Linked DNA regions of Homo sapiens: region 1 is linked to region 2. Evidence: read pairs that join two places in POLR2A ChIA-PET (ENCODE). Cell type or tissue: PC-9. All regions are shown on one strand. Each heading gives the region's core, and the rest is flanking DNA. Links, peaks and the distances in the headings are about the cores only.

Region 1 (4,387 bases), core at 76-4,075, 150 kb after region 2:
AACAACATGGTGAAACCCCGTCTCTACTACAATTACGAAATTAGCCGGGCGTGGTGGTGCATGCCTGTAATCCCAGCTACTTGGGAGGCTGAGGCAGGAGAATTGCTTGAACCCGGAAGGCAGAGGTTGTGGTGAGCCGAGATCGTGCCATTACACTCCAGCCTGGGCAACAAGAGTGAAACTCCGTCTCAACAAAAACAAAAACAAAAATCCTAGAAGAATAGAAGAAAACATAGATCTTTTTCTTTCTTTCTCATTCTTTCGTTCTTTCTTTCTTCTCTCTCCTTCCTCCCTCCCTCACTCTTTTTCTTTCTTTCTTTCTCTTTCTTTCTTTCTTTCCTTTCTTTCTCCATCCTTCCTCCCTTCCTCCCTCTTTCTCGCTTGCTCTCTCTCTTTCTCTCTTTATCTCTTTCTTTCTTTCTTGTTCTCACTTTGTCACCCAGGCTAGAGTGCAGTGGTGCAATCCCCACTCACTGCAGCTTCAACCTCCTGAGGTTCAAGCGATCCCCCTGCCTCAGTCCCCCAAGTCTGAGACTACAGGCATGCACCACCTCTTCAGGCCAATTTTTGTATTTTTTGTAGAGATGCATTTTTACCATGTTGCCCAGGCTGGGAAAACATAGATTTTCTAGTGCCCTTAAACTTATGATGTAATCTAACTCATTTAAATAATTAATAACTTCAGCAGTATTACTGCAATACTGTATACTGGCCAAAATTACAAAGTGAAGAGTAAGTCAGCTGCATCAATTTCAAAAGGCATGCTTTCATTGTACTTTATGTATAAATTGTATCTGTTCAAGTTGTATATATTGATATTGTTGTATATATGCAGCATGGTTAAATAAGAATAACAATTTTTTACCTAAAAAAAAAAAATAAATGGAAATAGCAGTAATCCTGGACCAGAGGAGAGCACTGGATCTCAACCTAGAATGGAGGCCCTCCTACAGACACCCTGGCCTGTGAGGGAGCAGGGCCCAGGGTAGGGGACCCAGGAGGTCTGGCCGTGCAGATCGATTATGGAAGCTGTGAACAGTGGAGAAGAGTTATGCTTTGTTATTTTGTTTTGCTTTGGCAAATGTAACTAGGACAAAAATTGTCCTTCTTTCCCTAGGCAGCTATGGGAAATTCTGGCTTTGCCTATGTTACTAACCACTCCTCAGGAAACGAGAAAAGTGATCAGACTCTTCCGAGGAGGTCAGTCTCTGGAGTTGGCTAACCTTTCAGTTTAGCTCTTCAAGACCCACGGGCTTCCTGCAAACCTTGGCGGTGGCCTCCAGTGGAATATGAAGTGACCAGCAAAGTCCCATGCGGGGGGCTGGTGCATGTTTTCGAAGGAGGAATCGTATCAGAAGCTGAAGGCAGCTCACATCACAACTTGTTTGCAGGGATTTTGTCGCATCTTTCAGTAAAATTAGCAAAAGTGTGACAGCAGTTATAGAGATGTCTGCTGAGGCTGGAAAAATAGCCAGTGGGTGACTCTGCCTCCCCAGTGAGGCTGTGGGACGAGACCTCCCAGGCTAGGCTGCAACTAAACGGCAGAACCGAATGACAGAGAGTGGCAAAAAAATCATTAAGCAGTTTTAGATCAAAACATCTTCCCACTGGGCAAGTATATAATTTTCCCCACCAAGATCACCAAGATCAGACAAGGGGGCCGGGTGCGGTGGCTCATGAGTACTTACCGTGTACCTGTTACTTGCCAGGCTGTGGGTACAGGAGATAAACCTGGTCTCTGCCCTCATGGAGCTTCCTGTCTAGTGGGAAATCTTTCCCCAGCTGTCTGGTGTCCACTCCCTCTGCCTGCCCACTTCTGACCCTTGCCCTCTTCCTCCCCCGCCCTGGGCCTCGCTCCTCTCTTGGCACCTATGGGCAGAGAAAGAGGTTGCCCAGGTTATCAGCCACACCCCTTTGGGCTCCGTTTCCATTTCGGAGTGTGGCCTGGTCTCTGCTCTCCCCAGGGAGGTTTTGTGCATTAGTCACTCGGCTTGCGGAACATGGGTCAGCAGAGATGATGGGGTCACCAGGAGGACAAGGCTGCAGAGCAAGGACTTGCCCCAGAGTCTCACCGCCTCTGGGCCCCTCTGGAATGACCACGGCCAAGCCTGTCCTGGGGAGAAAAGAAGGCACAGGCCGGTGATGGGTCTAGCTGGGGCTGGCGCTAGGTGCGGGGCCCCACCGGTGACATGCCTGATCTGTCCACACGCCCGGAGGAGGGCAGTCCCGGCTGTCCTGGGCTGGCCTGCGCTGCCCCCTTCCCTCCTTTCCAGCCTGTCACAAACCCTGGCACTTCCTGCTTGGTGCCTCGGTTCAGGCCTGGGTCTTGCTCCCTGGGACCAAGGAGGGGCTTCCTCCCTGATCACCCCCGCCCCGGACACCACACCTTCGGTTCACCCTGTGCCCACCTCTGCAGACTCCCAGGAGCAGCCCTGCACAGCGCCTCCCCCACCTCCAAGCCGGACCAGGCCACACCCTCCCCAGTGCTTCTCCTGCTCATCCATGGACAACGCTACAGGCCACCGAGTTGGCCCCCACACCCTTCCTGGGGGTGGGGGTATCTTTATGAAAATGGAGGGGAAATAGAGATGCTCTCAGCATAACAGTGCACCAGAGTCGTGAGGCCACCAATGATGGCAAAAGAAAGGTGCGCTGGTTTTGTGGCTGTGCCTTTCCGAGGGCCATTTTCTTTCACCCTCTCCCCTCCTCCATGGCTCCTAAAGTCTTCTCGTCTGCTCCAGGAAGAGGAAGATTGGACGGAGCCAAGGTCCTGGGTGGATAGAAGGGCCTCCAGGACCCCCTGGATGTGGAGGAGGGAGGGAAAAGCTAGGGTAGAGCAGAAAGAATCCCCAGTGTCCCCATCCTGGGCGAAGGCGGCTCTGAACATGTAAATATTTGATGGATTTACAAGAAAGATTTCCTTCTGGAATAGACTGTATCTTTACACTCTTTCAGATAACATGGGAATAGTTGAAGAGTCCTAATGTTACAAGGAAGGGGTCTCGATCTAGATCCCAAGAGAGGGTTCTTGGATCTTGTGCAAGAAATAATTCAGGGTGTGTCTGTAAAGTGAAAGCAAGTTTATTTTTTTGTTTGTTTGTTTTTATTTCGAGACAGAGTCGCTCTGTCACCCAGGCTGGAGTGCAGTGGCATGATCTCGGTTCACTGCAACCTCCGGCTCCCAGGTTCAAGCCATTCACCTGCCTCAGCCTCCCGAGTAGCTGGGATTACAGGCGCCCGCACCACGCCTGGCTAATTTTTGTATTTTTAGTAGAGACAGGGTTTCACCATGTTGGCCAGGCTGGTCTCGAACTCTTGACCTCATGATCCACCACCCGCCCCAGCCCCTGGCCTCTCAAAGTGCTGGGATGACAGGCGTGAGCCACCATGCCCGGCCCGAAAGCAAGTTTATTAAGAAAGTAGAGGAATAAAAGAACAGCTGCACCACAGATGGAGGCCTGAGGGCTGCTTTGCCCATTTTTATGGCTCTCTCTTGCTGATATGCTAAACAAGGGGTGGATTATCCATGCCTCCCCTTGCTAGACCATGTAGGGGAACTTCCTGATGTTGCCATGGCATTTGTAAACTGTCATGGTGCTGGTGGGCGTGTAGCCATGAGGACGCCCAGAGGTCACTCTCATGGCCATCTTGGTTTTGGTGGGATTGAGCCGGTTTCTTTACTGCACCCTGTTTTATCAGCAAGGTCTTTATGACCTGTATCTTGTGCCAACCTCCTATCTCATCCTGTGACTTAGAATGCCTTCACCATCTGGGAATGCAGCCCAGTAGGTTTCGGCCTCATGTTACCCAGCTCCCATTCAAGATGCAGTCGCTCTGGTTCACACGCCTCTGACACGAATAACAACAGCTAAGGATGATCGAGTCTCTACCGCATGCCAAGCACTTAGCATTGTGACCACTCTTTGTGGCAAATTCTTTTGATGTCTATGATACGGAAGAGAAAACCAAGGCTCGAGAAGGGTGAGAAAGTTGTTCGCGATCCTACACCCAGGCGGGAGTGGGGTATGCCCAGGCGGTCTTGACGAAAGCCCACGTTCCTAGCCATGACACTGGTGAGGTGGCCACGAAGAGGAAGGGACCTCCCATCACTCCGAGGCCCAGCTGCAGCCCTTGGAAGGCTGCACACCTGAGCGTGGTGTGCGCTGAGGCCGGGCCTCCCGGGGCAGCCCCAGGCAGCGGCTGGCTGCGGCAGGGGTGGGAGGGCAGGGGTAGGAAGGCACACGGCGGGTCTGGGGCGCTCCCTCCCTCGTTCCTTCACGCAGGTGCAGACTTGCATGGCCGTCTGAAGGCTCTCCCAGCTCCTCTGGCTGCCTCCTTATTTTCTCTCACACAGTCACCTCCCCTAATAGAACCCTGGGGAGTTTAA
Region 2 (4,387 bases), core at 238-4,237:
CAAGATGCATTAAAGATTTAAACGTGAGACCTAAAACCAGAAAAATCCTAGAAGAAAACCTAGGCAACACCATTGAGGACGTAAGCATGGGCAAAGACTTCATGACTAAAACACCAAAAGAAATGGCAACAAAAGCCAAAATTGACAAAAGGTATCTAATGAAACTAGAGAGCTTCTGCACAGCATGACTGTATTTCAGTGCACGTTTACCACCGAGCTCTTAACGCTCCACCACTGTCCTGTGTCATTAGGATCCCAGCTCTGCAGCCATTCCTCTAGTTGGGCCTGGGTCGGCTCTGGGATGCCGCGGGGGGGCCGGTCGGCGGCGGAGGGGCCAGTGGGGACCCGGGGCAGGGGCGGAGACCCCTCCCACTGCACATCCCACTGCCTGGGTATCTGGCCCCCAACCGGCCTGCCCGCTGCTCCCACCTCCCATGGTGGGTCGGGGGCTGAGGGCTGGGGACTGGGGCAGGGTACCCCAAATATCTCTCGGTGGCGATCGCTCAGTCCGTGCAGTCCATCCAGCTCCTGCATTGTCCGTCCTACCAATAACCTCTCACTTGCAATTCTCAGCCCCTTCCTGCATTGTCTCCCTGTGAGACCTACTAGAACCCCCGCCTTTCACACTGCTGACCTGCTGGGGGAAAATGCACAGAGGCAGAGACGAGGCCACGCGGGAGTCCTGATCTCTAACCCCAGCCGGTCTCAGGCCTTGCCGAGGCAACGCTGCTTCCCCAGACACTCTCCCTTTCCCATTCTTTTTTTTTTTTTTTTTTGAGTTGGAGTCTCGCTTTGCCACCCAGTCTGGAGTGCAGCGGCGCGATCTCAGCTCACTGCACCCTCCACCTCCTGGGTTCAAGCGATTCTCCTGCCTCAGCCTCCCAAGTAGCTGGGATTACAGGCACACACCACCATGCCTGGCTAATTTTTGTATTTTTAGTAGAGATGGGGTTACACCATGTTGGCCAGGCTGGTCTCAAATGCCCGACTTCAGGTGATCCACCCGCCTCGAGCTCCCAAAGTGCTGGGATTACAGGCGTGAGCCATCGCGCCTGCCTTTACTTTCCCATTCTTAACGCCTCCCGTTTCAGACCTGTCCCCTTTTCCCCGCATTTCTGACTGTCACGGCACATCACAACCAGCAGACAGGGCTTCCCCTATTTCACAGGAGAAATAGAAGCCATCAGATGGGACCTCCTTCAAAGTCCTGCCACCAAACCTCAGCATGTACCTGGACCCACATGTATCCTCTTTTCCTTTGGGATTGAATTAGAGAGGTGCCGCTCGAAACCCGCTCCTGGGTGGGAGTCTTGGCTCTATCAGTTATGCCTCTATTCTGTATGTTTAACCTCGCCCTCGTAGGGGCATAAAACAGCATTTAAACAGGATCAAGCTTTCCATTTTAAAACTCCATACACTCCCTTAATTTCATCTCCTCCTCCACCTACTGCCCCATGTCTCTCCCTCTTCCTGGCTAAACGTCTCAAAAAAGTGGATACACTTTCTGTCAACTCCTAAACACTCCTCACGCTCATTTGGCCTCTGCTCCTCCCTTCCTCCTCCCACTTCATTGGAACTACTTCTGCCAAAGAGGATCCCTGAGTCAGCCTGACTGGTAACCCCAATGGACTCTACTCAATATGCAACATCCTTCACTTCTTAGCAGAGTTTGAAACAGCCTGACTCTCCTCTTCTGGCAACATTCTTTTCCTTGGTTTGGGGACGCTGTACTGTTCTGGTTTTGCCCCTCCCTCCGAGCATTCCTTGTGTTTGTCCTGGCCCATTTTCTCCTCTCATTCTACATCCTCTCCCCGGGGATTTTAGCTTCTCTCACGGCTCAGGTTACCATCTCCATAGTGATGACTATCAAATTCTGTACCTCATTTCCAGAGGCTCCTGACAGACTTGCTTGGTCAATATACTACTGGACATATTCATGAGACTGTCTCACACAGGCATCTCGAACCCAGTGTGTCCCACAATTCTCTTCCTATCCATGCCTGTTCCTCTTCCACTGCCTCATATGTCGGTGACTGTCCACCTTCTCTCTCTCTCCCCCTCTCCGTTTGGCTCATAGGAAAAGTGTCACCAAGGGCTGTAAGTGCAGATTTCTAATTATCCCCTAAATTTGAACATTTTTCCTCTCGAAAGTGTATGGCCATTACCCTATTACAGATCAACATCTTCAATCACTGGAATGATGGCAATAATCTAATTGGGTTCATTTTATCCTCTATCTAACAATGACAACTCATTGCCTACACAGCAGGTAGAAGGAGTTTGTTTTCAGAATTGCCCTCTGACCTATTTAAGACGCTCAGATATTCCCTGAGGCTCCTTGGCCTGGCCACAAAGGCCCTACACATTCTGGCTGCTTCCTCCTTTCCAGCATCCTCTCTCACGTCTCCTCTCCTCAGTTCCACCCTCAGGAGGCACCAGAATTCCTCACTTCTTTGACTACAAGGCACCGTCTTACTCCCAAGACCAGTGAATCCGAAGGTGGACCACCAGCTGAGGGACTAGATTCCAGACTGAATAGAACAACTTTCCCTGTCTCTCCACATAAAGTGTGTTTGTTTTTCCTCTTACAGGTTTCCTTAATGACAACAAAAAAGGGAGTAATCCTACCCACTGTAAGAGTCATGACTCTTGATTGCAGCTGACAGAAACTCATGACAGCCTGCTTTAGATGAAGGGGGAGAGAAGGACTGGAAGAATCTTGGAGTTGGGAATGTCACACGTAATTGAAGGAAGAACAAGAAAACTATAGTAAAGAACCCTGGGGTGGTGATGTAGTCATGGGCCAAGTGTCCTGGAACCCTGGGGTGGTGATGTAGTTGTGGGCCAAGTGTCCTGGAACCCTGGGGTGGTGATGTAGTCATGGGCCAAGTGTCCTGGAACCCTGGGGTGGTGATGTAGTTGTGGGCCAAGTGTCCTGGGTTTTGGGTGGAGAAAGAGTCCCCTAGATAAGTTATTAGGTGGGTGCAAAGGTAATTGCAGTTTTTCCCATTATTTTAATTGCGAAAACAGCAATTACCTTTGCACCAACCTGATGGAGTCCCCCTTGCCATGCTTCTCTCTGTGAAAAACCCCAAGCCGAAGTCAGCATAACATCCACAGGACTCTATGTTTGCAAAAGCCAGCTTAGCTATATTACATGTATAAGCACATTTTTTCAATAAGTCAGCCTTAGCTTACTGTAACTTTTTAACTTTATAAACTTAGTATTTTAACTTTTTAAACTTTTTTGTTGAAAACTAAGACACAAAAACACATGTTAGCCTAGATCCACACAGGGTCAGGGTCATCAGTATCACTGTCTTCCACCTCCACATTTTGTCTCTCTGGAAGGTCTTCAGGGGCAATAACACACATGGAGCTGTCATCGCCTGTGGTAACAATGCCTTCTACAGTACTTCCCAAAGGGCCTGCTAGTTCACTTAATTCTTTTATAGAGAGAAGGAGTACACTCTAAAACACTGATCAATAGTATATTATAGTAAATACATAAACCAGGAACACATTTATTATCATTATCACGTATTGTGTATTGTACAGAATGGTGTGTGCTGTGCTATCCAGGAACACATTTATTATCATTATCAAGTATTGTGTACTGTACAGAATGGTGTGCGCTGTGCTTTTATGCAAGTGGCAGCACAGTAGCTTTACACGAGCATCACTAGACACATGAGTAGCATTGCACTCGGCAACAGGAATTTTTTCAGGCCCATTATTATAATCTTATGGGACCGCATCCTATATGCAGTTTGTCATTGACCAAAATGTCCTTATGCGATGCATGACTATATTTGCAAAGGACTAGTATCTAGAATACATTTAAAAGTCTTAAAATAGTAACAAAACAAAGAATGCAATTAGAACATGAGCAAAAGATACAAAGCAACATTTCACTGGAGAAGATATACAGATTGCAAATAAGCACATGAAAAGATGTTTGATACCATTAGGGAAACGCTTCTTTAAACCAGGAGATATCACCACGTGTTAGAATCAACAAAATAAGGCCAGGCATGGTGGCTCACACCTGTAATCCCAACACTTTGGGAGGCTGGGGCAGGCAGATCACATGAGATCAGGAATTCAAGACCAACCTGGCCAACATGGCAAAACCCTGTCTCTGCTGAAAACACAAAAATTAGCCAGGTGTGGTGGCACACGCCTGTAGTCCTAGCACCTTGGGAGGCTGAGGCAAGATAATTGCTTAAACCCAGGAGACGGAGGTTGCAGTAAGCTGAGATCATGCCACTGCGCTCCAGCCTGGGCGACAGAGCAAGATTATGTCTCAAAAAAAAAAAAAAAAAAAAGAATCACCAAAATAAAAAATAGTAACAATACTATTGTCAAGGATGCAAAGGAACTGTAC

The links. Peaks named below come from ENCODE experiments on the same cell type or tissue, not always from the same donor. Only the 100,000 strongest peaks of a DNase experiment are listed, where the experiment ranks them.
Region 1: POLR2A ChIA-PET joins it to region 2 with 7 read pairs; 3 of 35 experiments call an interaction of 5 or more read pairs at or near these places.

The regions. Positions count from the first base shown.
Region 1 is chr3:195,845,349-195,849,735 of GRCh38, forward strand. All of the region lies in intron 1 of LINC01983 (long intergenic non-protein coding RNA 1983), which reads right to left. LOC107984010 (a long non-coding RNA gene) reads right to left here and starts at 1,762. Exons shown (of 2, transcript XR_924880.3): 1 at 1,689-1,762. In PC-9, for the core only: no CTCF peak of the experiment used is centred there; DNase peaks (open chromatin) are centred at 1,993 and 3,843; H3K4me3 peaks cover 352 bases; H3K27ac peaks cover 3,243 bases.
Region 2 is chr3:195,696,439-195,700,825 of GRCh38, forward strand. The region is part of intron 2 of MIR570HG (MIR570 host gene); the gene reads left to right. It overlaps MIR570 (microRNA 570), which reads left to right and starts at 2,963; the gene lies at 2,963-3,059. LOC124909477 (a long non-coding RNA gene) reads left to right here and starts at 107. Exons shown (of 2, transcript XR_007096227.1): 1 at 107-151; 2 at 2,592-2,632. In PC-9, for the core only: no CTCF peak of the experiment used is centred there; DNase peaks (open chromatin) are centred at 1,603 and 2,343; H3K4me3 peaks cover 947 bases; H3K27ac peaks cover 3,402 bases.